Regions from separate parts of the Mus musculus genome. Here region 1 is linked to region 2. The links are chromatin loops, found by intact Hi-C in ENCODE. Cell type or tissue: left cerebral cortex. All regions are shown on one strand. Links, peaks and the distances in the headings refer to the core of each region. The heading gives the core; the rest is flanking DNA.

Evidence for each region. Hi-C counts contacts between places; a loop is a spot of excess contacts. Peaks named below come from ENCODE experiments on the same cell type or tissue, not always from the same donor. Only the 100,000 strongest peaks of a DNase experiment are listed, where the experiment ranks them.
Region 1: a loop joins it to region 2, with 2.0 times the contacts of the local background. A loop is called at or near these places in 4 of 42 quality-filtered maps.

What each region holds. Positions count from the first base shown.
Region 1 is chr17:67,194,734-67,210,634 of GRCm38, reverse strand. The region is part of intron 1 of Ptprm (protein tyrosine phosphatase, receptor type, M); the gene reads left to right. Among named protein-coding and RNA genes, the nearest start is that of Gm52313, 88 kb to the left of the region's middle. In left cerebral cortex, for the core only: no CTCF peak of the experiment used is centred there; DNase peaks (open chromatin) are centred at 9,328 and 9,495; H3K27ac peaks cover 829 bases.
Region 2 is chr17:67,343,616-67,359,516 of GRCm38, reverse strand. Ptprm (protein tyrosine phosphatase, receptor type, M) reads left to right here and starts at 5,058. Exons shown (of 31, transcript NM_008984.2): 1 at 5,058-5,560. The coding sequence starts at 5,488. It overlaps Gm36152 (a long non-coding RNA gene), which reads right to left and starts at 695. Exons shown (of 3, transcript XR_385718.2): 1 at 630-695; 2 at 171-271. In left cerebral cortex, for the core only: a CTCF peak has its summit at 9,701 (motif pointing right); a DNase peak (open chromatin) is centred at 8,800.

The DNA.
Region 1 (15,901 bases), core at 8,344-10,843, 150 kb after region 2:
TAGACACTTAGGTGGTTTCAGGAGGCACTTGGGACATGGGAAGGAAATCCAGGTTTCCAGACGGCTTCCATAGTAGTCTCTAGATTCCTCATTTTGCCTCCTTTCCACTCCACCCCTACTCCTAGTTTGTCAAGTGTGAGTTTTCTTTTTTTCTTCCCTGGATGAGTTTTGTCATCCAAGTCGAAACTAGAGAATTCTTAATAAGTGTTGATTACAAGACCCTCTTAAAAGCTGTTTCAAGATAAGGAAAACCAAACCCATAAAAGCCATCAGTTCACAAATGGCTGCGGATTTGGAGGTGCATAAACCTGGCGCAGAATGTCAGATTCTGTTACAAAATCATTATCAATTTGCCTGAGCAGCTTGGGCATTTCAGGGTGCAGCAGGCTAAGGATTTTTTCCTGCTGGTCCTGGGAGGAACTGAAGGAACTAAAGGAAACCATTGCAGGAGAAAGGGCTCAGCTGTTCTCTAAAGAGGCGTGAGGAATATGGCAGGGAGGGTAATTTTCAAGTATACTTTAGAAAGTCTTGGGTAAACTAAGATATGCCCTGCCTGCCCTTTGCTACTAGGACACCCCATTCCTCCATTGAATCTAGATCTATGTAAACGGCTTGTTTGCACTCATTATTTAGATTGCTTCATCTGTTAAAAGACCTTCCAAAGCCTCAAAAGAAACTGCTGAGTTTCCAAACCAGGCCTTCGAGCTTTGGCCATGAGGGAACCGGCCAGACAGTCCGCTGAGCGCTTGGCTTGAGGCTAGAGTCTGTAAGGAAAGTATTGCTAACTTTTCATTTCCTGCCGGCTGCAGAAAAGGCTCAGGGCTTACAGAGGACTCAGATTTGATTTCCAGCACCCACACACATGACTTCATTCTCAGGGGATTCAACACCCTCTTCTGGCCTCCAAGGAAGCCAGGCAGGCACATGGAATACAGACATTTAGGCAGGACAAACACTCATAGGCATTAAAACAAAAGAAGGTAAATAAATAAATAAATATTAAATACTTTGTTATTTTCTATTTATTTTAGTTAGCATATAACATGTGAATAGTAAGCCACAGTGAACAGTTTACTCTGGCTGAGGTAAATGTTGACACACAGGGCACAGAATATGTCATTAATGGGCTAACCTTCTCTTCTTCCATGTGTCTGTATTGGATATGGGGGGACTACCTGTCACCCCGCAACCTAGTTTACAGAAAGTGCTTTACTCAGTTTGGCCTTGAACTTGCTAGGTAACTAGCCATGAGCTAGTGGCGGGGTAGGGGTTGGGGGGAAACTGCAGATTTGTAGGGGGTGCAGCCAGTTTTGCAGTCATAGTAAACCCAGTTACACAGCTCTCCTCCTTCTCTCTTGTTAATCTCACCCTAAGCAGTGACAGATGTGGATCCCAGCAGCAGCAAGATGGTGATGGATGAATTCTTTGCAGATCAAAGACCTTCGCTGCAGCCCCCATATGACTCAAAGAGCAGGAGGCCAAGTTGTGTTAGGAACCCACAGCCTTCCTTTCCATTTTGGGACATCCCCAGTAGGGCTAACCCTCCAGCTAGATGTCCTGGAAAAACCTTTAGATGGATTTACCAGTGTTTAACTTTAGGATAATTTTAGAATTCTCCCCCTCATCCATTCCATATAAGCGGTCTACGTTTGCTCTGGGTGAGAAGTCTGTCAGAGAGGCAGTGTCGCTTACTTGTGGCGGGTTTTGTAGGTTGTAGAATTGTTCTTATCTGCTCAGACAAGTCCCCCAAATGGTTTTAAGAAGAGCTGGGAGCCTTGTGGGGACAGAGCCAGCTGTGGTGGGCCAGGGGCTACTAGAGAGGAAGCAGGGGTGCAGTGTGTGTCTCTTCCCCTTTCCCCATTGCAGCTCCATTTAGCTGGCAGAGTTACCACCCACTGTTTTTGTTGGCAGCATTATTGCAAGCTATGTATGCTAAAAACCACCATTTTCTTTGTCAAGCTGTTTTGACAGGGATTTTTTTCCTCTTTAAATAGTAATCGCTCATTAATTGCCTTTCTCCCTATAATCCAGAACTTTTCTTGGTCTCCTTATATACCATGGGATATCAAAAGCTATAAGCCAATAATTTTGAGGGGGCAGGGGGTGAGACTATGGGTATGTCTAAAAAGCAAAACCACAAAACTGGTTGCATGGGTTCAAGTGGCATATGCGTGTGTGTTGCCTGTCATGGGACGTAGAGCCTATTTGAGTGTAATTAAAAGATGGTCTGGTCTGTTCCTCAAAGTCTGGCTGAAACCCATGATGAGACAGTGGAGACAGTTTGTGCTTTTAGCATCAGATGCCAAAGACGAGTTACCCGAATCTCTCCTCTGCTATTTCTCCCTCGTATGTGCACATTCTCTGTCCCCTTGGCAGAGACGTTCACAAACAGCCATCTTTGGAACCCCTAGAGTTAAAGCAAGTCTACTTTTAAGTGAAATGATTCCCCTCCCAAGGCTAGCCCTGCCTCTGCCTCATCAAGCATTGTTTAAAATATCCATTTACTGTAAATCAGATAAAAGCCTGTGTTTGCAGATAGCCGAAGAAGCGTGCTATCCACCCTGTCGGGACAGGTAAGTGCTGGGGAGTGCACCTTTTACACCTCTTAAGCAAAGTCCTTATTCATGTTGGGTTGTAAGGCCTGGCATCAAACTGCTTAAGCATTTCCCAGCACACAAAATGGTCCCACATTTTGCTGGGGAAATTGGAAGCATACATGGCTTATTTTTCTCTGTTGTTACTTTAGTAACTGTAAAGGGAAAATGCCATGGGGTAAGTTTCGTTCTGATAAGCTGCATTTTAATCAATATCCTTCGTCCATTTGGAGCTTCTATTATTTTATTATTATCTTAAAATGAACATTCAGGTGATGTCTCTAAGCCTCTTAGTCAATCAAGCTTATTAAAAGGGATTTTGTAACATTTTTTTTTTTTTAACATGGCCAAGTCTTCCTCCAAATTACTTGGTGGGATTAGCCTTCTTTGTTACTAATTTGGAAAACCACCTGTCTGATCTCTGACTCTGAAAAATATGGGTATAGTATTGTCACAGGGTAGATGTAGCTGCAGAAAGAACATCCCATGGCAGGTTCTTCCCAGGGACCTGAGTAAGCTCCTAGAAGGCCAGTGGAAACCATTTCTGCCGTGCATTTGCTACTCCCCCCCCCACCCCCAACTCCATTACCCATCGTATGCCTTCTGCTTTAGTTCCTTCTCCTGCTCACTTTCAGAAGTGTTCCTTCTCTATATTCATGTGCCAGCGCATGACCAGTTCACTTCATTTTATTTTTTATATTTCTAAGAGCGCGCATACCAGATTAACTCCTCCAGTGTCAAGTCTCTAGATTCCTTAGAGCTGAGCATTTGAGGCCAGCAATGAGGATAGATGCAAAGGCCCCTGGCGCACACCAAGGACTGTGCAGATCCCAGCTCACAACAGGGACAGTAATCATCAGGGAAGTGAAAGCAAAACTGCAATGAGCTACCTTGTCACCCCAGCAAGAATGCCTGCTACAATGATCAAAAGCAAATGACATTAGTAAGCAGGAAGAAAAAAGGGAGCCCCTGCACATGGGTGCTTGGTATGTATACTAGTGTGGTCACTGTGGAAAAACAGTATGGCCATCCCTTTAACAGTGTTGAAGGAAAAACTGCCAGAAGACCATACTCTTGAGTATGTGTGTCAAAAAAACAGGACAGAAAACAAAGGTAAAACAAAACAAAACAAAAAAAGGCTAAAGCCAACCAAACTGAAAACCAAAGTCCAAGCCCCATCTGCATCCTCTGATTCACCGTGATATTGTTTATAACAGCAAGATACAGAATCCCTCTGTGGATTCACCAGCCGGTGAACACGCAGAGAAAATGCAGACATGGGCACAATGGACTCAGTGTGTAAAGCACTCCACCGAGCATGAGAACCCTATTTCCTATCTCAAGGACCCACATAAAGCTAGGTGTAGCTTTTATGTCAAGATGGAAGGTAGAGACAAGAGAATCCCTGGAAACTTGTCCTTTGCCAGGCACACCCAGTGACAAACCAGCAAATAGACACATGCCAAGTGAGGTGGAAGATGAGAACAGTCAGCTGGAATGGTCCCATGCATGTACACAGAGACTTATACACATCACACCTATAAACATATTAAACACACACAAGAAGGGGGAGGAGGAGAAGGAGGAAGAGGGGGAGGAGGAGGAGGGAGAGGAGGAAGAGGAAGAGAAGGAGGAAGAAGAGGATGACAATGAGGAGGAGGAAGAGAAAGGGGAGGAAGAGAGAAGGAGACGGTGAAGAAGAGAAGGGGGATAACAGTGAGGAGGAGAAAGAGGAGAAAAAGAAGGAAGAGGAGAATGAAGAGGAGAAGGAAAAGGAGGATACAGTGAAGAAAAAAGAGGAGGAGGAGGAGGAGAGGAGGAAGAAGAGGAGGAGGAGGAGGAGGAAGAGGAGGAAGAGGAGGAGGAGGAGCAAGAGGAGGAGGAGGAGGAGGAAGCTAGTGGTGCCCTTCCTTGGATGTGGATGAAGGAAGTCTGCTTCTCAGAGGAGAAAGATGTGCATAAGCAGGCTTCAATAGTCTAGAAAAATGCTCCCTAACCTAGAGTTGAATGTTTACAAAAGTAGGATTTGAGGATCGGTCCCAGAATAGTAGACTTTGTTTGCCATTGGCTTTTAAAGGGACTTGAATTTCAATGAGAGAGAAAAAAAAAATCTATCACCAACTCTTTGTGGCTCTTCTTAACTATCACTGGCCTGGTGTGGCCAAATCTATTATCTACAAGTTCTTGCCTTAAAAATGCGACAGGTTGCAGTGAATTATGTTCCCTGCTGTGTCTAGGGAGGAGTGTGGAGGATATGAAGTTTAGGCAGAGGACCCCCCCCCCCCCCCGCACTCACCTTTCAGTGTAAGTCTGCTTTCCTTTAGGACTGCTCTTGTATGGGGCTAGTTTACACAATTTGTTCCACCTGAATTATCTGTAAGCATTGGCTTCACCTCCTCTGTTCCCATGTATTGTTGGACTAAGCTCTCAAGCATTCTCCCTCTCCTTCTCCCTCTCCCTCTCCCTCTCCCTCTCCCTCTCCCTCTCCCTCTCCCTCTCCCTCTCTCTCCATTACGCTGTATGGGTCAGTAGCTGCTGTTCCAGCATTGATATAGACATTTCCTTTGGCGCAGTGATTCCAAGCCGGAGAGTACTGCAACTTTTCTTCAATTTTGAAGACATGTTTAGTTCCCTGGCACCCTCTCCACACCCATGCTTTCTTTTGTCCTTTTGTCCCGATGCTGTGGTGGGCTGAATCCAGTGCCTGGTGCATGCCAGATAAACCCCATCCCACTGAGTTATTCCCTAGAGTTTTCACAGGTTTTGATGGTTCTTGGTTTTCATTCTGGTAAAAATTGAAAAGCAAGCAAAGCATCCAGACTCTGGCTTCTATAAGCTTGCCTTCTGCCTTCTGCCTTCCTTCCCTTTCCAGGCTACCTCTTATGTCCTTGCTTAACATGATTTGCTTTGTAAGATCCAGAACAACTGCTGAGAGTTGATCCCGGGTGTAAGTTTTTGTCTGGTCCCTATCTGCAAACACTGGCCTAACCTGTCTCCTCCCCCGTCCCACCTCTCATCATTCCCTTTTGCGGCTGGGAGAGATATCAGGGAAAGACACTAGGGAGAGACACTGGGTCTAGTGCATGTCAGACAAGTGCTTCCAACACTGAGTTACATCTTCTGCCCTCTCTCCACCTCTCTTTAAGGAGCATCAATCTATTTATCAGCAGTTTGACATTCAATATGTCTGCAGAGGGTCCTTGGGGTATTGAGATGCCAGTGCTGTTTGGCTGTAAAATTCAAAGGTAAAATAGCTAATGTGACACATTTAAGAAGACAGAGCTTTCTCGAGTAGTAGAGATATGGAGATCACCCTGGAGTAGGTCCCCTTTGTGGCTACGTAGACATATACTATAACCTCTTAGGAGGTGTGATTCCCTAGCATCAGGGTCTAACTTTGGGCTGTCTAGTAGTCTATGGCTCAGTGTGAGTTATGTTCTGATGATGTCCCTTGTCTCTGAGAGAGAATAATACTCTTGCCCCCACCCCTGTAATGCACCTGTAATGAATCATGTTCATGGCCATGTGAAAATCTCAACCCTGCCCGGGATGCCAGCATTCTCCTGATGAACTTGGCAGCCTTGTCTTTAGCCACTCTTAGGTATTATTTGTGTCAGGGTAAGCTTTCATTGAATGAGTACGCAATGACCCTCCCATGACACCCCTTGTTTATGCTTTCTGGGATGTTCTGTGTGTGCTTCCAATGTTCATCTGACTTCCGTCTGATAAGTCAGGTAAACTTGAGCCTCTGTGTCTGTGTTGCATTAAACTGTGGCCTCTGTCTAATATCTTTTGTCGTCGGGGTACAGGATGACATGACATGGCTGTGTTGCTCTTGTGTAAATATGTGGGTTGAAAAATCTCTCAGCATTAATATAGACAGGCCATAAATGACCTCCTGGACCCCAGGTAGCTGATACTTGCTGTTTCAGTGGGAATCCGAGTGTACAAATGAACCTAGAAAGGGTAATCTTGGATGAATGAGAATGGTGTTAGTAAATATCTAACAACTAGGGAAGGGGGTCTCCAGAGCATGCTGTGACGTGCTCCAGGCAAAGGCACAGGAGAACATGAAAGAAAGAGGTAAGGAGAGATTTGTACATGAGAAGGAGTGTGGAGGTGGTTAGGGGTATCCCAGGCCACTAGGAGGACATGCCCTTCAGCTGTGTAGTAAGATAGTGTGAGTTCCTCAGAGACAGTTGAGTGGCAGTGTGGCTTGTCCTTCAGACTGGATGATAGTTCCAGTGAGCAAGGAAATGGCCTAGGCATGATTGTCCTGCCCCTCCAGCAGTGTGGTCACTGGAGACGTGTTCTACAGCTCAGACAGAGTCTCAACACTACTCTCTACAGCTCTGATTCCATCCATGTGTGGTGGAGATCAGGACCTATGCACTAATAATCGATCCCTGCCAATCAGGTGCAGGTGGTCAATGAATTATCCTTTGACTAACTGCTAATTTTTTTTTTTTAAACCGAGAATTGATATCCTGGGGAGTTATAACATTTCCACCATGCACATGTGTCATGGGGAGAGCGATCACATGGCTAGCTCTTTTGTACTCTCAAAGTCATCCAAAGATGCTGGGCTTCGGAATCGCTGAGCAACAAAGGAAGTCACACAGAGCAGAGAGGGAGAAGGCCCCATGGCAGTCCTGAAGGCAGGGACCTTGGAAGAGTGGGAAACGCTTCTTCTATGAGTAAAAAAGTGGGTGTGGTTCAGGGTTACTCTTAGAAGCATGGGAGAGAGGTAAAGTTTTGCTATCCAACTTGTGAGTCAGGGATGTATCTCAGCGCTGAGGGTGGAAAGGGTGCATAATGGATCCAGAGATCCAGCCCCTCACCTGCAATGCTAGGTCTCTTATTTTTAAAGAAATAATTCAAGTCCACATTTTCCTTGACCTAATTAAATCTTCTGTTTTCCCCATGGGTTTCATGTTTTAATTTGAAGTTAGTGATATAAAACAGTGAAGTCGAATGAATTTCCTTATGGAGCGATATTAGTAGGAGACTCATTTTACTATCCTGTAGTTAAGGTCATGTCTACACTTCTTTAATAAACATCTCTCTGAAATTGGTAGAGCTTGGAGGTGAGGAGTCAAAACTGGTGCCAGCTGGTTTTCTCTCTGCGTGTGGAAAGGAGATGAACAGCCCCCCCCCAACTCTTCTCTAAACCCAGAATAGAGTGAGTCTATTACTAATGTTGACAATTTTAGCTCCTCAAGTGGGACTCAGCACCTCTGAAGGGACAGTTGCTGCCCATGTGCTTGCGGTGATGGTCAAGACAAGACAGAGATGTCATGGCGTGGTAGCTCCCACAAGTGCCTCATTTGGTCACTGTCTTTAATATTCCAGAAATGGAGCTGCTCTTTGAAATCTCCTCCAGACATATTCATGGCCCCTTGAAGGGTTACTGGTCCTTAAGCTAAATCCAGTCAGCGCTCTATTGATTTACAGGGGTTTACTTTCAGGGGTTTACTTTGCATTCCTGTCATGCTCACATTAGGTTAGATAGTCTTCACAGTGTGTGCCCAATATGGCTAAGGCTAGCTATAAGGTTACAGTGCATCCCATAGTGGTACAGAGCTGGGCTTCATTGTACTTACCCAGCATTCGGAACACTCAGAGAGTTTGTGGCCAGAGTGGGCTTCATAATACTGTGTCACAAAAATATCAAGAAATTAAACAAAAGGAATGAAAAATGGGGGGGGGGGCGACAAAGGGAAGGGGTGGAGTGGAGAGAGGGGGGATTTTATTTTATTTTCGGATAAAGATATTGCTTTTATAGATAATCCATACTTAAAGTTATTAAATACTGTTACATATAAACATTTCGTTGCCCATGGGATCCCCCAATATTTAAAGTAAGTGGTGGACTTAGTGTAATCCTAGCTGTTCAGGGCCTTTCCTATTAGCTGCTACATCACGTCAGCTTAGAAGTTTGAGACCAGATAAGGGGCAAGATAAAAAAAAAATTCTGTGTTCAAATAAACAAACAAACAAAACCAAATAAATAAATGATGAGAGAAGAGAGAGAGAGAGGGAGAGAGAGAGAGATCTTCTATCTGATGGAAACAGAATTTTAGAAGCTCTTGAAATGGTCCACCTTTGTGTTTGGAAGACTCTAGCTGTTGCTTAACCATGCTAGCTAATAGCATGCAAGGCCTGCAAAGAGGAAAGTCAGTGTTTGCTTGTTTACTAGTCAGATAGAAAAAGAAGCTGGTAAGGAGATATTACAGTATTTTATATTCTATCTATAAACACATTTCATCCTTGCAGCCTTCTTGAAGGTGGTTGGTGCCCCTTCCCCCCTCCCCCATAGAAGGAAGAGACCAGCTCTTAAGTTTACAGGGTAGGTGCTTGTTTGTGTCACCAGTGGTTAGCACATTGCATCTCCAGTGGTGAACATGGTCTTCCCACCACATCTCTCCTGTGCCTGCCAGTCGCCTTGCCTTCCACAGCGCCACAGGACTGGAACTCAGACCCCCTGCTTCCCAGACCAGCGTGCTGCTCTCAGACAACCCGTTCTTTGGAGTTCGCTGTGGACTGCCTGCTAAAATGTGCCTAGATCATTGAGCGAGCTCTTAATAAAGACAAGAAAGACACACCAGCTACAGTGACCCTGAGAATGTTAATGTTCCTAGTTCGCTACATTTGAGCAGCTAATTGGTCCTAGAAAATGACTGGAGGAAAAAGCTGACTCATGGCAGTTTGGGGCTTTGTAAGCCTTGCTCTCAGCTGGGACGATTTTGCATAGAATCTGTTTTCTAATTTTAAAAACTACGTAAGGAAATCTTCAAAGCTTGCTTTCTTTAGGGCCCCAGTTTGCTACTAAGTGTTGACTAGTTTTCTACCTCACTCACTTCAAAGACCTGTAACATGAGCTCACCAAGGTCCTTTTGTGCTTTGGACCTAAAAACCCAACCTGACTGGCTGCCTTTAAGCAGAACCCCAATGTGCTTCATAGTCTGTGTTTCTTGTTGACTGGTGCTGAGGTCTGCTAAATCCTAGCCTCATTATGCAGATTCTTAGAATAGCAGGCCTGGGGTATCTTTGCAGAGTTTTGCTTCCAGTTGCTGACTCTCTGCTTTCCCTTTTCTTGTGGATGGTTTAGGCTTTAGGACTGGCTTTTGTTCTTTCTCTTGCCTCCTACAGAGTTTCTATGTTGCTCCTTTTAACTCTCTATGTCCCCCTGAGGATTGTCATATTTGTCTGTCTCCTCTGCCATCCCTTCTTTTCCTCCCTAATGACTGATTTAATGACTGATACTATACCTAAGTCCTAGTTGGAAGGCATGAGACTGAGAGAAGGACAGAGATACCCCCAGTCACATCTTCCATTGGCGTGGCCTAGATGATGATGTTCAGTGACTAGGGGCTTTTCTCCTGTCTTTCTTCCTGCCACAGACAGAACACCAATAGATTTCTGTTCTCATATTTGTCATAAAAACTTCCCATAATTCTGAGTATTTAATGAAAGCAAGCATTTTGGGGGGCTGGGAATTAGTGATACAGAGATGAGCAGAACATTTTTGTTTCCTAATTACTGGTGCTTGCAGTGTGGTAGGAAAGACCAGCATGGCACTATGTATCACCAGAACGCCAGAGTGATCTGTTCTTTATAGACCAGAAAAGGTAGATGGGCTCAATACCCCTGGCCATGTCCCACGTCCCCAAATTAACAAAACCAACAATGTGTGTTAAGTAGTAAAAATTAGAATGTTTTCCCATGGGCAGTTAAGAGTCAATGAAGAGACTAAAGTGTAGACCTAGGCTGAGATTCAAACCATGGTATAGGAGAGATGAGGGACTGATCAGGAAAGCCTTGAGAGAGCCATGTGGATCACAAGATGTCAAGCCAAGAGCTAAGTGATCCCAGTCACTATAAACAATGTAAAGGAACATCTGTTCATCGGTGTTTCTCTTAGAGATGCTGTGAGCCTCGTATAGTAAAAGATCATCTTGAGTCAATGGCCATGCTTTGGCATGTACCAACAAATTTAGCCATCTCCATTTCTGTGGGCAGCTAATAATAGTTGTTAGAGCCATGTATCCCATAAGGGGTAGACTCTCAGATTTTTCTCATGATCAGGATTATCCATGAAAACTTCCTTCGAGGAACTTCAGAGACTAAAGACAGCACACAATTCTACAGTCATTACAACAATGATGTCAGGTCCCCTGAGCATTGAAAGACACAGTTGTGTCCTGAAATGAACATAGAATCAGGTGAGAGGAAGTTTTGTTCCACTAGTGAAGCTCAGGACCTTTAGACCGGTGAGGAACCCTGAAGGGGGTGAGATGCCTCACTATGTCAAGCATGGGGTTGGAGGAACAGATGTATATTCAGAGAAGCATGGTGGGTGTGGTCAGGAAGAATGACAGGTCATTCTTTTCCTTCCTCAGTCTCTGGGGGTCTGGGAAATCTGGACCAAGCACACTCATTCTCTACCACTTACTTCCCTTGGCATCCTGAAATTCACAGAAGTCAAATGGACATTTGATATGAGGGCTGCTCACCTCTAGAATCTAAGACAGTGAGCAAGACCTGTTATAGACAGATCCAGTACTTCTCGAAACCTGCCTCCCTGATCCCAGTTCAGCATGTTCATCTGCCCAAGTTACCTACCCTATGTTTTATTAGTCACCCCCCCCCCCACGTATAGGAACCTAGAATAAATGGTTTATATGACCAAGAGAATACATGAAATGGTGTGTACCTTCTCCTTGTACTTTGGTCTTGCTCAATGAACGTAATGGATAGAGCTGTGTTCCTTGAGGTATGCATATTTAGCAAGCATGATTGAATGGCTGGATTCAGTTTATCTGCTGCTTCTGACAATAACATATGCTAGTAGAGTTATAAAGAGATAGATTTGTAAATCATAGCAAGCAGGCAGGAGCGCTCCTGGGCTTGGATGAAATTCTCCCTGCTATTAATTTCCTGCATTTTTTTTAGCATGGTCATCTTCTGCTTGTTGAGAGGGTCCACTTAGGAGAACAACAACAGATGAAGGGTATTCTGACATGGAGTGAGAACATAAGGTTTAGGTCTTTGAGCCAGCCCCAATGTTTTATTGTCCTTCACGTGTGAGGTGTTTATGACTAAGCTCATATTGAGAACTGTGACAACCAAATGGCTTTGTTCAGGTCCTTTGGAAGAATATAGTGTGTCTGTCTATTTATGGCAGAAAATATTTGGGTTTCAACTTTTTCTGGTAACACTTTTCAAAGTCCATTGCATGCATGCTGTTATACTTGTGCACGTATGGTACTATGCAAACAAAACTTGTAAACTACAAACGTAGTATGATATGACTTTTGAAAGAAAACAATGTCTGCTTTTTGTAAGTGCTAAGGCTGGACCCCACGACCTCCCTCTCACCGAGTAAGCGTTCTACCACTGAGCTATTCTCTAGCCCACCAGAACTTGCTGATGTCTTCTTAAACTATTTGTAACTACTAATCTAGATCAGTCTTTTTAAAAATAGGTCAGTGATTAGATTATTCTGGGACCTTTTTAAAAGTTATAGATCCCCGAGGCCGGTCCCAGGAGTTCTAGTTAAATGTGTTATTCTAGGAGATGATTGTCAAACGGTCTACATTAGAGTCCCTGGAAGCTTGATAAAGCCCAGATAGCTGAGGGCCAGAGTGTCTGATTGAGGAGCTGGGGTGCAGCCTGGAAACGTGTGCTCCTTTCTGGGTCCTATAGATGCATCGGACCTCAGGACCTACTTGATCATCCCTGCTCCAGTGTGGGAACCTGAGACACTAGTGATCCAGGGAATCACATAATCAATCATGAATGGAGGATCCTCTTCTCCCCTAGACAGTGTTTCAGTTTCTCTACCCTGTATCTAAGACAGAAATGGCCAGATGATTTTCACAGTGCAGTGTCTGGACTGCAGTGTAGAGGGCGGGATCACCAGATAGAGTCACAACTGCACAGTGAGTTGTTGGGAGTGGTTTTGTTCAAACCCAGTAGCAGCTCTATTAGGAACATGTCTACATACAGAAAAAGAGACGAGTCAGAAATCACTATAGGATTTAGAAATAGAAATAATGATCCTACCCGTTAAAAACCAAAGATTTTTAAGATCAATAAGGACAAAAAATAAAACCAAAACACTTTACGACTTGGCTTGCTGCTATCCAGCCTGTTTAAATATTAGGAATTCAAAGATCGATAGGTAATGAAGACTGCGGTAAGAGTAATAAGCCATGGAAACTTTGGGGACAAGCTCATTTGCTCTGCGCCACGCACAGCACATCCACAGGCACATGGCATGGTTTACAACAGAGCGTCGCATTAGCCATTTAAATGCCTGTGCGATGTGTAAAAACTGCTTGCTAGATTAAATTATGTCGGAGAGCATTTCTGTAATGCTCGTGTCTGATCCACTAAACGTCATAGCACAGTCCCAAGGTTTCAGAGGCACCATATAGTTTCAGTGTTTAGCAGGCAATTAAATGTCAATGTCAGGGAGGTTTAAATGAAGAAGGCTGGGACTCTGGTGTGTGGGTGCAGGCACCTTTTGCTCTAACTCTTAAAACAATTATTCTTGCTATAGATCACTTTCTGCTTAGGCTTTGAATTGCTTGGCTTATAGCTGTTTGTCTTTCAAGATTGAAATAGATGGGTAGAACCGCCTGTGGTTTCATGAGTCTCAGGAAAAGAGGACCCGAAACATTGTTCTTTAGAGCAGTATTTTAGAATGCTTTTTTTTTAAAAAAAAAAATATGTTTTCTCCATGGAGAGACCCATTAAATAGTCTTTTATGCATTTGATAAAGCCGGACTTAAACGGGGTCATTCTGTGCTTTCAACAAACGTGTAAAATGTATCCCAGTATCACACAAAGAAACTTTAAATGGACTGCAATTACAATCATAAGAAGCACTGCTCCAGTCTATAAGTCAATTCTACCAGTTCAAGGCAGAACTATTCAGAATGCGTGTTTATCTCACAAGCTTATGAAATAGGACATTGGATTGTCCCCTATTTGCTTCATAGAAGCCTTGCTTTTCGGCGCTCCCTTACAGCACAGGCCATTAACAATCAGTGTAGTATTGAGCGGCCTCAGAGAGGTCTGTGAAAGGCACCTACAGAGCAGAGCCTGAGTTTTGCATGGAGAACTTGGTTGAAGTGCTGGCTACGAACTGAACCCCTAGGGTAACCGGGTGAGCTGTTTGATCACACTCAACTGCCATTTGTGAAACAGGCGTGCTCGCTCAGGGTCCATTCAGAAGGAAGAAATAACACCAGACTGGAATGTGGGGTGTGGCATATAGCGACTGCACTGCATCATTGGAAGAGGAGAGCTCTGATGAGTAGGGATAGCAGAATGTGGAGCAGCCCCAACCAAGCACAGACATGGAGCTGAGCCCTGCCAGGCAGGGCTAGGAATTGAAAGGAGTTCTTGCAAGGGTGCACTGGTAGACCTTGGAGGAAACCCTGGAGACAGGTGCAAACTGTATACAACAGTGCTCCACTGGGGCCGTCGGCAAAGGTCCTGGAGCAGGCTCTAGGACAGCCTACTGTCAGAAATGTCAGGACTAGGAGGGTTCCTGTTTCATGTGCTAAGGACCCTACTAGGTAACTAGGCACATAGTGAGACCATGTGCCTCTTCTTCCTGCACTCTCTGTCCCATACCCTCCCCCAGAGGAAACTCTAACTTCTTGCCAACTGGGAGAGGAAATGTAGGTTAAAGGTCTAGACCAGTGGTTCTCAACCCTCCTAACACTGTGACCCTTTTATACAGTTCTTCATGTTATGGGGGTGACCTCCAAACATAAAATTACTCCTGTAATTCATAACTTCATAACTAATTTTGCTACTGTTATGAATTCTAATGTAAATATCTGTGCTTTCTGCTGGTTTTTGGTGATTCTTGTGGAAGGGTCATTTGATCCCCCAAATGGGTTGGGACCCACAGATTGAGATCCACTAGTCTAGACAGGGTAGGCACTTCACAGAGCAAGCAGTGTTAAGTGAAGTTAAAGCTGATGCCTGGCACAGGAATTTGAAAAAAAGCTGGTGCTTGCCTCTAGGATTTTAGAAAAACAAACAAACAAACAAACCAATTAATCTAGAGAATATTAAATGGACCTGTATTTCGTGTTATAAGTTCTTTGAATCCGACATATTGAGACAAAAGACTCACACTGGATTTGAGGAATAGACAAAATAACATTGCCCTTAGACTGTAGCAGGCATTTGCCCACTTTGAGGAATTGGTGCCTGTAACTAGCAGAGGATGTTGGATATCACAGGTTGCTCTCTGGGTATCTTAGAGGAACTCTTCCATGCTTCATATTGATTTAAAACTTCAGCCTAGCCAGTCAGCTTCAGGTAAGAGAATCTGCCCCAAACTAGAGGCTTTGATACATATTTGAATCCCTCTGGGATGAAGTGAGTAGATTGGGGACACTGTTTGCAAAGCTGAGGAGCTCAGGGTGGAACTGATTCCAAGTGTAAGCAGAGAGTGATGTAGTTTGTAAGTGCATATAGAGGCGAGCTGGATTGGGGTGGCGTGACTGCAGATGCAGTCAGAGGAAGTTTATTTTCAGATTCATTTTTGCGTATGTGCCACTTTTGTGCAGGTGCCCACAAAGGCCAGAGAGGGCATCAGATCCTCTGGACCTAGAATTGCAGGTGGTTGTGAGCTGCCATATGGGTGCTAGGTACTGAACCTCAGGTCCTCTGGACAAGCAGCAGGAACTCTTAACCACTGAGCAAATTCTCCCTCTCCAATAAGTAAATATATTAGTAACTAACGCCTGTGTGAGCTTGATGCATATCTGTGAGCACAGTCGCCTCAGCATGCACAGGTATGTAAGAGGATAACTTTGTAAGATCACTTTATCCACCTTTAAGCAGGTTCCGGGAATTGAACTTGGGTTGCCTAGCTTGTACTACAAGCTTCTTTATCCACTGAGCCATCTTGCCAGCCTTCCAAAACAACTTCTGACCCACAACCTGTGGCAGTTTGTATCGGCTCTGCTGTCTCTCTGGCTCAACGATTCAGATGGATATGAACCCTTCTAAATGTCTCTCTGGAGTAAAAGTAGGCTACCTTCTTATACCTTATAGGGTAATTATTTCTTATTACTGTTGGTGAAATGGGCCATTTGTGCTACCCCAGAGAAAAAGGCAAGATAAATTCCCTCCGGTATGCAAATGGCAATCTTTTATTTTCATAAATCAGGAGTGACCTTTCTAGACAACTAGGCTTGCTACCTAATTATTGCCAGAATAAAAGAATGCTGGGCCACAATTTGTAGAGAGTTCATTAACATTTAACTGGCTTA
Region 2 (15,901 bases), core at 8,738-11,237:
AGCATGGTGGGATGTTTATTTGTACTCTGAGGGTACCTTATGGGCAAAGCATAGAGATAAAAACCCTTGGCGTGGCTGGTGATTCTACCTGGGTATTTGAACACTTGGAAACGGTGGCTTTGGGACTCCACCTGGATGGGCCTTGTCTTTTGTCAATGGCAGGCTCTGACCTTGGCAGGATGTGACCACCCACGGAGAAGAGGTCCTCATGTTCAGGTGCCAGCAGGCCTTCCATGGAGAATGCTGAGGTGAGCTGGTTTCCTCTTGCCCCCTGAAAAGCCAACGACACCTTTCTTACTCCATTTCGTCCTCTTTGGTTCCACTCAGACTCATTCACGGTGGGCTGAATATGGGTTGTTCATATTCGTAACCTCTGCCTGAGGTTGCTCACTTTGAAGAGTTTAATCTCTATTAGGAGAGTGAAAGAGGGTAGAAACGTACTGTCCTGTTTGTAGAAGGGGACGTTGCCACATAACTAGGTTAAGAGACGGACCACAGGGTCATCCCTGTGGTTGAATGCTGCTGACCTGGTTTTCAGTGGTGGAGATGACCCCAGGGTGTTGCTAGGGTGTTGCCCACAGACCTACATCCCTTATAGGAAGGAATGGTGGGAGAAGACATCTGCATACCTCTCCTTCTCTGCCTCTTGCCAGCAAGCAGGTCATCACTAGGTACGACCCGTGACCTTGTTCCTCAGAAACAAGAGCTGCTATGGACTTGCTTTGCAACCGCCTGATCTGTGGGGGTTGTGGCTGCAGAAAATGGAGCAAGACCGCATTCCTAAGGAGCCTGTGGCTGTGGAATGCGGTACACATTGGGTGAGGCAATCCGCTTGCTCTCCTCACACCTGAAGATAGAACTTGGGAGTAAAGCCTGGAGGTACAGCATCTGCCAAGCATAGGGGAGTCTTTGATCCCCAGCAATGCATCTAAGAATCAAACAGCCCACAGCTGAGTCAAGTGGAAGACGTTGCATATGCTAAGTGTGTATGAGTCCAAGAGCTTGCATGTCACATGGTCAATTCCCTTCTCTGCCACTCCTGGGCTCACACAGTCCCAGAGGCGAAGAAGAGATGGGATCTAGGAGCTAGGGTTTAAGATACACTGTTGCCTAAAGCTCCCCCCCCCCCCCCGGCCCCGTGACCATTATAATAATGAACCATGTTTGCTCACTGTCTCAGAGTCCACACCAGGTTTTCTGGTAGAATGCCACTGTGCAAGCCAGGCATGTTGCTGTTGTTGTTGTTGTTTAAACCTGATACAGTGAGTTTCTTTAGAGGGTGGTTCTGATGCTGTGATTGGGGGTCTATGTGAAGATCCTTACCTGCAATTGGCGTTTGGTCTATCAAGAGAGATGCCAGTGGCCAATGGCTGAGCACCAGGGTGGAACATTAAGAGTTGAGCAGGTAGTTGAGAGAGAATGGGGGACTTGGAGAGGAGAAGGGGACACGGTAGTGGGTGAGATAAAGCCAACAAGCCATGGAAGTTTTGGGGGACATAGCCTCCTGACTGGGCATGGGGTAGCAGGGGAAGTATTAGGAGCGCCCAGTCATTGAGGCAGCCAAGGCATTTTAAAAATAACTTGTGTGTGTGTGTGTGTGTGTGTGTGTGTGTGTGTGTGTGTGTGTGTTTTCTATTCAAGGATGCGAGATAGCTTCTGGGTGGGTGTGCACATGGGACCGGCCAAGAACACAAAGTACTGTAGACCAAACGACAAGGTACAAGTTTCAAATTCAGAGCTACCTCCTCCCACCTTCCTTGACATACTTCGTTCAAGGGAACATATTGTTATGTAACCTATACAGTATGCATTTTCAATCTCCATCTATATTTTCAGGATCCAAACAAGTGTGTAAAAATGGGAACTTACTATTTCAGGAAGGCTGAACGAAGAAAAGAAAAACCCATAAAAACAATGGGAATTTATTTTCCTTTGGATCACATGGAAGTGACTGGAAAAACAGAGCCATCCCTCTGGGGTAATTGGCATGTCTTAGAAACCGTCTGCCTGTGGTTAACCTCCAGTCAGTGTACCTAACACTCAGAGTATGGGGGGGGGGGGGAATACCCAGGCTATGGTCAGATTAGTTTCCATTGACATTTTGACTTTTACAGATGTGAAGCAAAATTAGCATCGGAATCATTGTGGTCCACAGTAGTGTCCCTGCACATCTCAGCAGCGGCCCTACCCACTAATCTACCAAGAGAAGTGGTCTCCTTTCCTGCCTGGGCCTTGGAGGGCCCGAGTGTCACAATGCTATATATGCATGTGCAGAGCATACTCAAAGCCCTGAGTTCAAGCCCTATTAATGTGTGCATGAGTGTGTGTGTGTGTGTGTGTGTGTGTATATATATATATATATATATAGATAGATAGATAGAGAGAGAGAGAGAGAGAGAGGAGGGGGAGAGGAAGAGGAAGAGGAGGAAAAGAAAAGGAAAAGAAAAAGAAAGAAAAAGAAAGAAAAAGAAGAAGAAGAAGAAGAAGAAGAAGAAGAAGAAGAAGAAGAAGAAGAAGAAGAAGAAAAAGAAAAAGAAAAAGAAAAAGAAAAAGAAAAAGAAAAAGAAAAAGAAAAAGAAAAAGAAAAAGAAAAAGAAAAAGAAAAAGAAAAAGAAAAAGAAGCTTCCTATTGCTGGTTGGTTCTTTTTCAAGCTGTATTAAGAAGACACCTTTGCCAGCCTGATCAACCTCTGGTAACCCAGACACTGACTGGGCTTTTGATTTTATTCTCCCAGAACCCACTCGTCTTAGAAACTGGCCTGACAGCACTCCTCACTCTGGCCAACCATTCTGCAAATGTCACCTTTGTCCCCAGAGAGGCAGGAGTGACCGGAGAGTGGTTAGACTGAACAGAGAATTCTCTACAGATGAAAACACAAGTCAAAGACAAGTTCCCTGGGAAGGCTCCTGCAGGGACAACCCCATGGGAAGGCCCTGCTTTCTTTTTATTTAGACCAAAGGTGGCTTTGAGGCAGTAAATAAACAGGGCTCCCAGGAATCAGAGGGTGCCACAACCAAACCCCCGTCATTCTTTAAAGCATGGACTGGAAATAGTGCAGTTAGCTCAGAACTGTCACCTGTAAGAACAGAGGGACAGCTGAAACTCACAGAGCCCCCAGGAGGTTTTAAGTCCTGAGGGAAGAAATGCTTTCTGTGGAGAACTAGGGTAGACTGTGGTGACAGCAGTTAGATACCTAAATCCAGGGGGGCTGAGTTGACATCCTGTTCTCAAGTACACCAGACACTGTCCTCATTCTGTCCCTAGTCTCTTTTCTCTCCTTCTTGGGAATCACCTCAAGTCAAAGTCACCCTAGCCCAGGGTCTGTTTCTCAAGGAGCCACCAGCCCAAAACAGCCTTCAGCAGTTAGCACAATGCCTCCTCTGTGGTTTGCAGTAATTGTATTGTTGGGGAGGGGGAGGGCAGCAATTGGAATGTAAAAAAAAATATTAATTATTAATTAAAGAAAGAATTGACACATAATTAAGAATTGACGCATGTGAGGAATGGAGTTTTACATGATATCAATCTCTTCATCCAACATAAAGATGTTACGGGAAAGCAATGAGAGCGCAGTTGGTTTTTACCTTTTTTACGGATGCACCCACAAGCATCAAAATGGGGTGGGGGGTGTGTCTGTCACCGTTCGCTTTTAAAAAGCAAATCTCAATTATCTTATAAGGTATAATTTCATCAAGAAAATCAAGTGGCGGATTAAACCTCTGTCACTTGTTGATCCTTTTGAATTAAGTATGAGACTTCAAAAATTCCCTTCCAAGTTCAGGAGAAGCCCAGCAGGCTCGTTTTCAGATAAAGGCTAGTGGCGGCATAGGATAGTGGCAAGTGAATGGTTAACACTGAGATTTATGAATGGAAGGCCTCATGAGGACTCCTGCCTGAAAACAAGCTGGTCTTGTGTTTGGTCTGGAAGACATAAAAGTACTGGGTCACATATGTCCTGGGAGATGATCGCAAACGTCATCTTTGGCCGGTTCTGGGGCCACCAGAGAGCCTTAAACCAGAGGAGTGGGAGAGTCACTTATTTCTTTGGTCTTTAAAGCACCACTAAGCAGCCAAAGACAGTGTAAAGGTCCCCCAGGGAAAGCAATGTAAGAGCTCTTGTTGAGCACTAACCTACTTGCATGTATCACAACACAAATTGGGATCTTAGTTTAACCAGCATGGCCCGCAGTTAGCTTGGTAAATAACCTACAGGTGCCCTAATGGCTGTACTCTGAGCAAGATGAAGAACGGCTTTTAAAAATAAAATAAAATAAAATAAAATAAAATAAAATGAAATAAAATCTTGAATTTGAGTTTTAATTTAATCATTAATAGCGTTTGTGTTCACTTAATAAAATAGTCGTCTCAGACCCCAAACGGCAAATTAAAATGTTTCAAGACACTCTCCATTTGCACCAGCTGCAGAAATCCTCGGTTCTGCCCAATCCATGGTTCCATGCAACTGCTGTCTTCCTAGCTCCGGGCCGCACTGGCGGCGACACCACGCAGTGGAGCGGCAGAAGCGCATCCTGCTTCTCAGGCGCGGGGCTCGGGCACAGAGGCTTGTGTGTCCCTTGAAAGCAGCAGATCAAGCGGCCCTGGGCGCTGGCGGCTCTGGCTTCTTCCTGGTCGGCGCTCGCAAGCCAGCCGCCACCGCCACCGCCCGGGACACTACCGCCCCGTGCCTGGCGCGCTCCAACTACTCGCCGTCCGTGACCCGGGACAAACTTCTGGCTGGGGCGCGGTCCCTGTCCCCGAGGCCAGCGTGGGAAACCCGAGGCGCTGCGGAGGCGAGCTAGGGTCGAGGGTGGCGCCCCGGGAGGTTGCTCCTGCCCGCCGGGTCCCGCCCGCATCTTGCTGGTGGCCGCCCCACAGAGCCCGCAGGCGCCGCGCAGGCCGAGCTGGCCCGGGGCCGGGGACACGGGCGCTCGCGCCCTCTAGCGGGCCGCGGCGGCTCCGGCCCGGCCGTGACGTGGGCTCCTTCCAGCCGGCCTGCGGGGCATCGCCAGTCAGTCGCGGAGCAGGAGCCCCGCGCGCAGCCTGCGCGGGCTCGGCCATCGGCGCGCCACTGCCGGAGGTGGCTGGGGCTGTGGGAGAGGCGGCGGGCTACAAGCGCGCGATCACAGCCACGGCCACGGCCACGGCGCCGCGGGCGGCTCGGTCCCGATTAGGGGTAGCGCTTAGGCGGGCTCATCACCGGATCCCAGCGAGGATTTGGGCTCCGCGGGCGCGCCCTCCGCTCTCTCTCCCCGTGGCGCCAGACTCTAAGCGGGGGCCAGCGGGAGGGCAGGAGGATCCAGGACGCCGTCCCCACGCCCGGGAGCCGCGGGACTTCGGACTTGTGCAACTGTTGTCACTTTGGGGTCTGGTGTTTCGCTGCTGTCGCGTCTACCCTGGCAGCCTGCAGCTTAGGCTCGGGTCTCCCTTGGCTTCCCGAGGCTACCGGCCGCCGCCGCCCCGAGGCGGCCCGGCGCGTACTCAGCACCATGAGGACACTTGGGACTTGCCTGGTGACTTTAGCTGGACTTTTGCTAACTGCGGCCGGAGAAACATTTTCAGGTAAGCGAGACACCACTACCGTTCCCGGGGCGCCTGGGACGTAGGCGACACCCGGGTGGGAGAAGTCCGAGGCGAGCTTCAGGGCCGGGCAGGGGCAGGGAAGACCCGGCATCGCGTAGCGGGTGAGCCGGGCTGGCGGATGGCCGGAGGAAAACAGCTGTGGAGCCACGGAGCCCGTACAGTACACGCAGGAGCCCGCAGGACAAGCACGGGCGCAGAAACAGGGACCTCCATCTCGGCCCCTGTACCCTCAGGGCCTGGACTTGTGCATGGGGGCTCAGTGTTCTTGGGCGGCCTGGGCAGGAAGGGCAGAAAACTTTGCCTAAAGTTCCCAGCTGTAGCCGCCGGGAGTAGGCGCTGAGCGGGCCTCTCGACCCTGGAGGCAGCCGCGGTGGACTGCCAGTGCTCAGCTGAGCTTGCGGCGAGCGTCAAACCTAGAGGTGTAGCTGGCGACCACCCCAAACTTGACATCCCTGCCGCCCCCTGCCCGGCGCGGTGGGCGACCTCAGCGGGTCCCCTCTGTGGCGCGGCTTCGCTGTGCCAGCGTTCCCTTTCTGCACCGCGGGAGGTTTCTGAGATCCTAGAGGAATCTGCTGCTCCCCAAGCCCTCGCCACTGTGGCTGAGCGCCCAGATTCCATCCTCGGCCTCCCTAAAGGTGTGCAGCCCGGGTCCGGACAACTTGCTAACCCAGCTCAGCTGCGCGGGGGTCCTAGCTGAAAGGAGGGGGCACGTACTGGCTGTGTGCATCAAGCCAACCGGAGGCTGTGCTCACCCAGGCTTCGCGAGCCTTGAGGAGCTCTTGGTGTAGACAGAGGGATCTGGACCAGAGTCAGGGGTCAGGAGCAAAACCGAAGGTGGGTGGCACAGAGTAGCAGGGCTTCTGGTATCTTCTGTCCCAGGAGGACGCACGTGGATGCTTGGCAAACGCTGACAACACGCGCACACTGCCTCGTGTTTATTAGTTTCACGAATGTCCACACACAATGGTGGCAGTGGAGTGTTACCTTTCTCTTTTAATAAAAAGGGCCGCATTTAACCTTGAACAAGAATTGCAAAATGGGGTTTTATGTGTTTTCGGGAAGGCTGAATAAATTTGTTTTAAAAAAGAATATTGGTGAAAGGAACTTTCATGAAAGTAAGGAGTACCATTTACAGACATTAAAGCCACATAGACCTCTGGCCAGTGGAAGCATCAGGTTTGCCTTTCTGGGCATCCTGGGATGCTAGTCCTTTGTATTCATAGGCACGGAATAGGCACATAGGTTACATCAGGCTTGGTGCTGAGCAGCAAGACCCTTGCGCATAGTTGGTGGTAGAGAGGGAGAGGAGCTGCTACTCAGCTGTGCAATGTGTTGAACGAAACCCAAACTGACAACTTCGGTAGAGAAACGCGCTTCCTCTAGCTTACTTACTTTCTCCCTAACAGTGTGGCCATCTCACTGCAGATGAGGTGTTGATGCAGGCACTCACAGCTGTCTGATAAAAAGTGGATACAGATTTTGGCTGTATTCTTATTAGTAAATAATAAAGTAAACGTGTGTCACTTTGGAAGCCCCGTAACTCGGTATTAAAAGCCAAGTTTGAAGGCCTAGGTGATGTTTTCTCTCTGTTAGCATGCCTAAGTCTCTTAGATGGGGTTTGTTTAAATTTAAGCTGTGTCAAGTGTCATTGTGGCAGAGTCTTAAATCGTGTCTAAGGAGGTGGGCAAAAGTATTTGTATGGTTCAGTGGTATTCTTCTTAAAGATCCTTAAAGGATCCTTTTAACTAGCAAAACAAACTTTAGCTAACATTTACCCTTATTTTCCTCTTGCTGCGGGGGGTGGGGGGGTGGGGTGGGGGAAAGTCATTTCTATTTGTGTTTTGGTATGGATGGAAACACCTTTCCTTTTCTATTTGGAAATCTAGAATTATCCTTGTATGTTAGCGGGGAGAAGGGAAATGAAAGGCTGTGTAAAAACGATTGTTGGGAGATGTTGAAAATGTAAAACTTTGAAGTTGCCAAGGTTCCTGTTTGCAAAACTCAGACTTGTTGCTGGACCTCCCATGGCCCCCTCCCTCAGGCTGGCTTTTGGAAAACAGAGGCTGGGCACTTTCTGCTCTGGGAGGTTGAGGGTTGTACGGTTCATTATGTGCACGTTGAGAAGATTAATTCTGATGCTGTGGCACCAGCATCTCCCTTTCATACAATTCTGCAGTATCTGGCTGTTGTACACTGGTTCAGGAATACAGTGAAACATCCTACTGTAAGCCCTTCCAGGGCTGAGCCCTCCCCTGCCCCATCTTCCCATATAACACTTAATTTAGAATCTTGGACCTAACGCCCGGCACTTACTGTTTATTTTATAAGTTACTAGCGTGAGTCACTCACTGCCTTTGGCAAGCTTTGAAACTGTGTAACTGACTGGCCTGACAGGGAGGGAGGGAAGGAGGGAGGGAGGGAAAGAAGGAGGAATCCCTGACAGACAGTCTTTGCTTATAGCTCAGTGGCAAAGGCCTTGACTTGGGTGCTCAAAGCGCAGGGTTCCATACCCAGCCCCCTTCCCTCCTACAGTTTGAGCTGACATTTTCCTTTTGGTGCCCACCTCATGGATGAAACCATGAGTTTATGCACTCATTTTTGCTGTCCTCCTCCATGGCTTTCCTGCCTCTTAGAATGGGCGTGGAGTTGAGACTCATTACCAATCATTTATAGAAGTGAGGTAGGCTCTTCCCCGCCACCCCCTCTAGATTTTTCAAAATGGACTCAGTATAAGGAAAAAGAATTAAGATTTGGACCCACATGGATTTTATAATCCATGAGTGTTTAACTTAAACATATTTTCCATTTTTTACTCTATCAAATTGCTAGGCAAAATAGCAAAGTTAACTGTCTGTCTTTAGGTTTAGGTTATTAAAAAGGAACAAAAACAACTTCTGTAAAAGGCATATAATAAAGGCAAAAGGACAGGCAAATAACACTGCTTAAGCAACTCTTTTCCATGATGAGGAGCCAAGGAGTTGGCCAGCCATTCCTCTTTGACCCATTTAAAAAAGCCAACTTGTAGTAAAGTTGGGCAGTGAACTGCTTAGTTCTCTACATGGGCTGATGTGTGAAGTTTGGAAAGCTCTGGCTCGCAGACACAGGACAGAGTTAGCTCTTTGTTTCTAGTCAAGTATTGGGGATATCACTAAACCAGCCCAACTTTGTGAACCGGCTGGCCCTCCACCGGTTTTTAATCTTTCAGGGATGTTAGGGGGAACCTGTGGGAATCTGCTGAAGTGTGTGTTGAGCGTGAGGGCCCTGTGCTGCCAGCTGCTCATTTGTTAACCTGGGTAATTTTTCCCTGTTATGTAAGGCACAACCACGAGGGAAGTGAGGGGGACACTCGTGCTCTCTGTGCAGCGCCTGCAGTTCTCTATAAGTATAAAATGACTTCATCAGAGTTTAAGGAGAGGCAGCGGGTCTGTTTAGTGGGCCAATGTTTTGTCTGTTTTGGATAACTACCCTCGTGACTTTTTTTACATTTTTGTGCTACAATCACTGGATAATTGATAGGAAGAGACACTTCAAGTATCAATCGGTGAGCTGGAAAGGAATGTGGCAGGAAATTACTATAGCGTTATATATCCTTGGAGTTTATGTTCTTATGAAGAACTGCTTGAGCATAATAAATTGTTCTGATGTAGAAAATTACAGGTTTTAGTCTATGTTGTGTGGGGTTATTTTATGGGTTTTCAGATAGGAAGCTCCTGACATACGGTGAAATATGAATACTTGGATACATAACTGGAATATTTCTGATTTTCCTTAAGGAACCGCTGTCTTTAATTATGTCTTCAGATTACGTGAGCCCTGAGACATTGGTCTACGTGAATCTATGGATATATCTAAGTTTTCCCACACACCGTCGTGGTTTTTTTTTTTTTTTTTAATTATTAAGGTGCCCTACCCATTCTAGTGGAACAGCTGTGGTTTAAATCAATATTTGCTTTCTTTGAGATTATACTTTAAATTTCGTGACATTTCCTAAGATGCTATATTATTTAAATATTTGAACTATACTTTTCATTTCAGAAGGATGGGCAGGAATTTTAAGTGAGTTAAATGCGTTTTGATAATGGTAAGTCAGCGGTGTATATGCTGATACCCGAGGAGACCAATAGAGGGCGCCACAAGTCCTGGGAGCGGAAGTTACAGTGGGTTCTAAACCAAGCCGTGTAGGTGCTGGGAACCAAATTCAGTTCCTCTCTGTTCAGCAAGTGTTCAGAACCTCTGAGCGATCTTTCTGGCCCCATGGGTCAAATACATTTTAAGAACATTTTTTTTTTCTAAATGTAAAATATTCTTAGGTAACATTTACCATGTCTTTTTCTTTCATTCTAAGATTTTTTTTTTTGAAAACCCACTCTTCCACCAATTTTCTCCCTTTCATGTCTTTCTGTCTTCCTATCTCTATGAATACAACACAGCCCTGCTAATGGGCTTATCTCATAAGCCAGAGAAGGTTTAATTATGGCCGTTTTTCCAACTCACTAATCAAACATTTTTAAAAGAGACAAAATGCTATAAGCCTGCTATTGTAAGGAGACAAGGCTTCTCTGGTTTTTAAAATACTGTAGAGGTTTTAGGTTTAGTCATCAGAAATCCAGAATTCACCCTGTAACTCAGAGCGGGGTAGGGTGGAATAAGTAGGCATTGGGTGGGGAGAAGGAAGGGTGTAGCCAAGAAACTTCCTGCTCCACAAGGCACTGGGGGGGGGGGAGAAAGAAGGGGGAAGGGAGGGAGGGAGGGAAGGAAGGAGGGAGGGAGGGAGGGAGGGAGGGAGGGAGAGAGAGAGAGAGAGAGAGAGAGAGAGAGAGAGATGAATAAAAGCAGAAAACATGAGGAGCAAAAAATATTTACTAAGATGGATGGGCCCTGTGGACAGCATTTAGCTCTGCTACTGTTATTGAAGACAAGTGGGTTCCTGAAACAGTGGAGACTCGGCATGGTGTTCATGCAAATGGTAAACATCACTTCTGCAAGGGGAACCCTGTATCCTCCTGGATTTCCTTGGCTCTGAGTTGGGAAGGACCACCTTAACCCATCATTTCCAGCCTGGTGGGTGATCCGATGGCCTTCACCTTCAGCATAGAGCCGGGGGCCTGGAGCATCTAGGTGCAAAGTCTTGTGGCCACAGTTTGAGACACGTTGTTTCAGAAAAGGGCACCCTAAAGTGTGGTCCATGGGTCAGCAGCAGAAGCAGCAGTATACAGGAGGATGGGAAATTTGCAGGTTCTCATCTCTTCAGCCAGAACCTCCGGGGTCAGGGCCTAGCATTCTGTTAGAACAAATACTCCAGGGAATTCTAATGGGCCTGAGGATCTAAGAAACAGCATGGAAAAAGACTTGAAATGATCAGACTCCCCTCACTGGAGCTGAGAGGGAACTGGCGTAGAAAGATAGAGAGCATTGACGACTTCCTTAGATGCCATGTTTGCCTCATCAGCATCTAGATATGGAGTAACCATGGTAACTGTTAAGTGGGACCACAGGTGTGGGACCACCATGGCCTGACTTGGGAAAGATACTAGACCTGGCCAGCAGGGTTTAAAGACAGAAGAAAGGGCTGTAGAGATGGCTCAAATGATTGCTACATTTTTACTTAATGTAAAGTTTGAATTAAATCGTTGAATTAAACTGTCGTGTCCAGCCATCAGAAACCTCTCCAGGTTGGAAGCGTGTACAAGATACTATCACTTCTAAGAAGGAGCCACCACTTTGTGCTTATTACACTGGGATCCTTACACTGGAGTATTCATTGTGCACTTGATGTTTCCACAGCCCCTTGGTAGGGTTCAATAAAGAAGAGTAGTTGTCAGGATTTTCAAATCCACCAATAATTAAAGAGGCAGAGACTTCTCTGGGGTGACCCATTGTGTGACAGTCAGAACTTTGGGACAGAACCGTGAACCTTGGATTTTTGGAAATATACCTATCTTCCAAATAGAAAGTAAAAGGTTTCTGTCTTCTGTTTGAAGTGTAACCATGTGTATCTGAAATTAGAGCCTAGCTTTCTGATTGGCCGATTGGATGATCGCTGCATCTCTGGCTTTTAAGACTCCAGGTAAAGGAAAGGGATTTGTGCAGCTACCATAGATAGACTTGAACACATTCAATGGGTGTTTTCTCAGAAACAGAGGACTTGTCAGGATCCAGGCGGTTTCCCATTGCCTCTTCTCTTGCCCTCCCCCACCACTAATCACTAGTTCTAGCTGTGTCCCCAAACCACCTGCCTGAGCCAGAAAGCATCCCGGGTTCACTAATTTACAGCCATGGAAGGAGACGATGGTTAGCAGATCTCCACCAGCTTCATAGGTTATCAGCTAACTCCTTATTACAGAATTAAGCTCTTCTGTGTCAGCTGCTGACTCTTCAGTGTCGCTGTACTTTTGTGTGACTCCATGTGACCTATAGACAACTTTTGGCTGGTCTGGGACAATCGTTTCAATTTCCCCTTGCCTCTGTGCTCGTGTGATATGCTGACTTAGTCTCTGTAGAGAGAGGAAATTGAGCAGCAGTAGTTATTTGCAAATCAAATCAAAGTTCCTGCTAACCCTTTGGAGCACAGCAGATTCTGTGCTGTGCACCCTGGGTATGTGTGTAGCATACAGTTACCCGGACAGCCCACGGGCAGGAGCTTACATATGGCATCGTGGGTTTAGGTATGGAACTCTAGAAGTCACTAAAACTTGCTTGGCAATCTGACCCAGCCATTGCCTTGCTTACCACTCCAAGTGGTAATTACCCATGAGTCATTTCTGACTCTTTACAGGAAGCACAAGCAAGGGGAGGGACAGGATGCTGCTGCAGCTTCCTGTAGACGTGGGGACCAGAGCAGGGGACGCGGCCTCGAAGCCAGAGTGAATGATGACTTCAGGGCATCAGGAGCAAATGAACGAGGGTGGAGGAGCCGGAGACCTGCTGGAGGTGAAGGCTCTGGAACTTTCCTTGGATGAACAGTCCGCTGCATCACAATGATTATGTCAGTGTGCCAGAGCCTAAATAAAAGCCAAATATTCACCTCTTATTGAGCTGCAAGGTGGAAAGGCTGATAGAGCATCTACTTGTTTTCTGATAGATGAACATTTCTAATCACTTGTTCAATATGCAAACGGCAAACTTGTTGCAAACCATCAGAAAGGCGTCGCAGTCTGACTTCCTGTGGCCATCTGAGGCCTCATTCGCTTCTGGGCTTCTGTCTGTGGAATCTCAGGGGCATCATGGGTGGGCTTTCACGGGGACTGGGAGGAAATGCACCCCTCTCAGTGCAGAGGAGCCCTCCTCATCTCTCTTGTAATAATTACACTCCTGAGATGTACCCGGCTACACACTAGATCCATAGTTACAAAAGTGGTTCAAAGTATCCTTTAAAAGAAACGCTGCCAAGTCAAAAGGCTAAGTTTTAACTCACCTCTTTTAAACACGGAGTAGTTGCTCAGTAAATATCTGTTGTAGTCTCCCTAAGAAGAGAAAGCTAAATCACTTCCGCTTGCAGTTCTGCCCACCCCCATCTTTCCTGGTCCTGTCAAGTTAGGTGTTTTTAAGCCTTTAGAATATAACCTTAATAAAAGAACCAGGTGTGGGTTAGGGTTTGGTGCTCTTATCCGTTGATGAGTATAGAAAGATTCTGGTCACTAAATGAAAACTAAAGAGTGCCACCTTTTTGTGGAAATTAAATATACAAAAATAAGCCTGCAATGTTATTGTGTATGGTAAGAATTTATGACTCAGTTGTTGCTTTAAAGTAGGATTTTGGTGTAACACCAATCACTTAAAAAGGAACTTTATCATGCAGTAGGCTTATCACGGTACTCTTTGCAGACAGATATGACTTACATGGTGGTCTATAAAAAAGAGCCATAGTAATGGACTGGCCAGGGTGATTCTGTCAGAAAAGTGCTTGCCTTGCAAACACAAGGACCCAGATTTGATCTCCTGAACCCACAGGGAAGGCCAGGCTTAGCAATGCCCAGGACTGGGGAGACAGAAACAAGAGGAATCCCAGGCTCAGTGGTTGTCTCTTCTGGCCCAGTAGGTGATCTCCAGGCCCACAAGAGATCCTGTCTCAAAGGAGGCATACACAAGAACACCTAAGGTTGTCCTCTGACCTACACACACACATACACACACACACACACACACACACACACACACACAGAGAGGGGACCTACACACGGGGGGGGGGGCAGAGACAGAGACAGAGACAGACACAGAGACAGAGACAGACACAGAGACAGAGACAGAGACAGAGACAGACACAGACACAGACACAGACACAGACACAGACACAGACACAGACACAGGAGTAACACTTGCCCGTGCACTTGCACCTGTAGGCACACATGCACCTGTTTGTAAACAAAAAGAGCCATGGCATCACCTGGCCATGGTGCCACGGTAGGGACAACATATAAACCGCCTTTTGTCTTTCCTCTCAGTTGTGGGAGTTTCCTAGATCGAGTTCCGTTGCTGTGGTGAACAACATCTCCAAAAGCAGCTTGGAGAGGAAAAGATTCATTTGGCTTAAGGTCACAGTCAATCATCTAGGGAAGTCATGGCCGGAACCCGAGATCGGAACTGCATCAGAGGCCTGGAGGAACAATGCTCACTGGTTGGCTAAGTCAGTGTTTCTCTTCAGCCCAGTTCCCACCACCCTGGGGATGGCATCACTCACACACAGTGTTCTGGGCCCCTCGGCATCCATGAGCAATCAGAAAACACCTCATAAACACAGATACAGGCCAGATCATGTATAGGACCCTCTTGACTTGAGGCCCCCTGGCAATCAGATGAAGCCCTCACAAGGATGAGCCTAATTTTACCCCTGCAGAGCTCTGAGTGGATTATGGAAATAGCAGGCTTCTTTAGTCTTCTCGGGTATACCCTATTCCTCTCCCTTCAGTATCCTGTCCTCTCAAGTGAGAAAACTTCATAAATGGGCCACATTGACAATAATCCCAGCGCCATATTTTCTGCTTCTTGGGAACTGTGCCCACTGAGTAGGGTGTAATTCCACATGGATGCTGGCATCCATGGGCATTATGTTCTGGGTCTACTGTAAAGCACAGAGGAGCAACACCTCATACCCATCATGATGGTTATAGGCAGGTTAGCAAGAGGGGCACATAGGGCATTTATTGAATTAAAGTTTGTGGCCACACAAGAACATTCAGCCATTGAAATCTAAGATGCCAGGGGGCCTGCCCATTTCCATCTGAAGTACAGGGAAGATGAACGGCTATGCAAAAAAAGAGAGTAAAATATGATCAAGGGACATCTAGCCAAGTCCATCTGTCTGTATTTTTCTTGGTCTAGGTATGAGGCAGGGTTCCTCTGGGGGGAAAAGTAGAGGGAATATGGCTGCCCAGGACTGGTGAGGGGGATGGCATACCCCTTGGTGCTAAGGTGAGGACCGAAGTGCTTGATTCTACCTCACGTTGAATTATTCTTTTTTCAAGCTACCTGCTCAATACTTTACCTTTATGTATTTACTTTTTATTATGTGTGTGTGTGTGTGTGCACATACATAGTGCATGTGTGGAGGTGTGATGAGATCTGAGAATTTCTGGGAGTTGATTCTCTCTTCCCACCCTGTGGATTCTGAGTATTGAACTGAGGCCGTCAGAATGGCCATAGACACCCTTATTCACTGAGCCATCTCATCAGCCTGGATTTGAATTCTCTTCCCATCTCTGGACAGCCAAAGGGCCTTGGGCCCCATTGTTTTGCTTTACTGAACTTCAGTCTCCTTTTCTGAAACAATCTTTGTTTATTACTATAAATTACTATAGTAATTACTATAAATATGCAGCTATGTTAATGTATCCCCTGAAGGGCTGTGGCGGTGTGTGTGATGGTCGGGATAGGGGCAATGACTTTACTATCCATCTTCCATGTGTCTAATGGGTGTATCAAACAAATTTCCTATTTCTATAGGTCAAAAAAAAAAAAGCTGAATATTCCTTGTCATTCGTAGAGCTTAAGCAAAAAGTCCCCACTCTTTCTAAGGCTTTGGCGGCCATGGCTCCAGGCAGCGAGATATCTGATATGTGAGTGTGTATATGTGACTGTATACAACTTTGTCATGTCACTTATGTCTTAAACCCCTGAAATTAACATAATGATCACCTCAGATCACCTCAGGCACGGTGGAAAGTCAGTTCTTCCAAGGCCACACAGAGAGGACAGAGGTAGATAGCAATAGAGGACAATGGTGGACATGTGCCAGGCAATCACCTGGGGTGACAAGAATCCAGACTCCTGGCCTAAAGAGACTCATTGATCTCTAGAGCAGGAGCATAGAGACAGGAAGGGCAA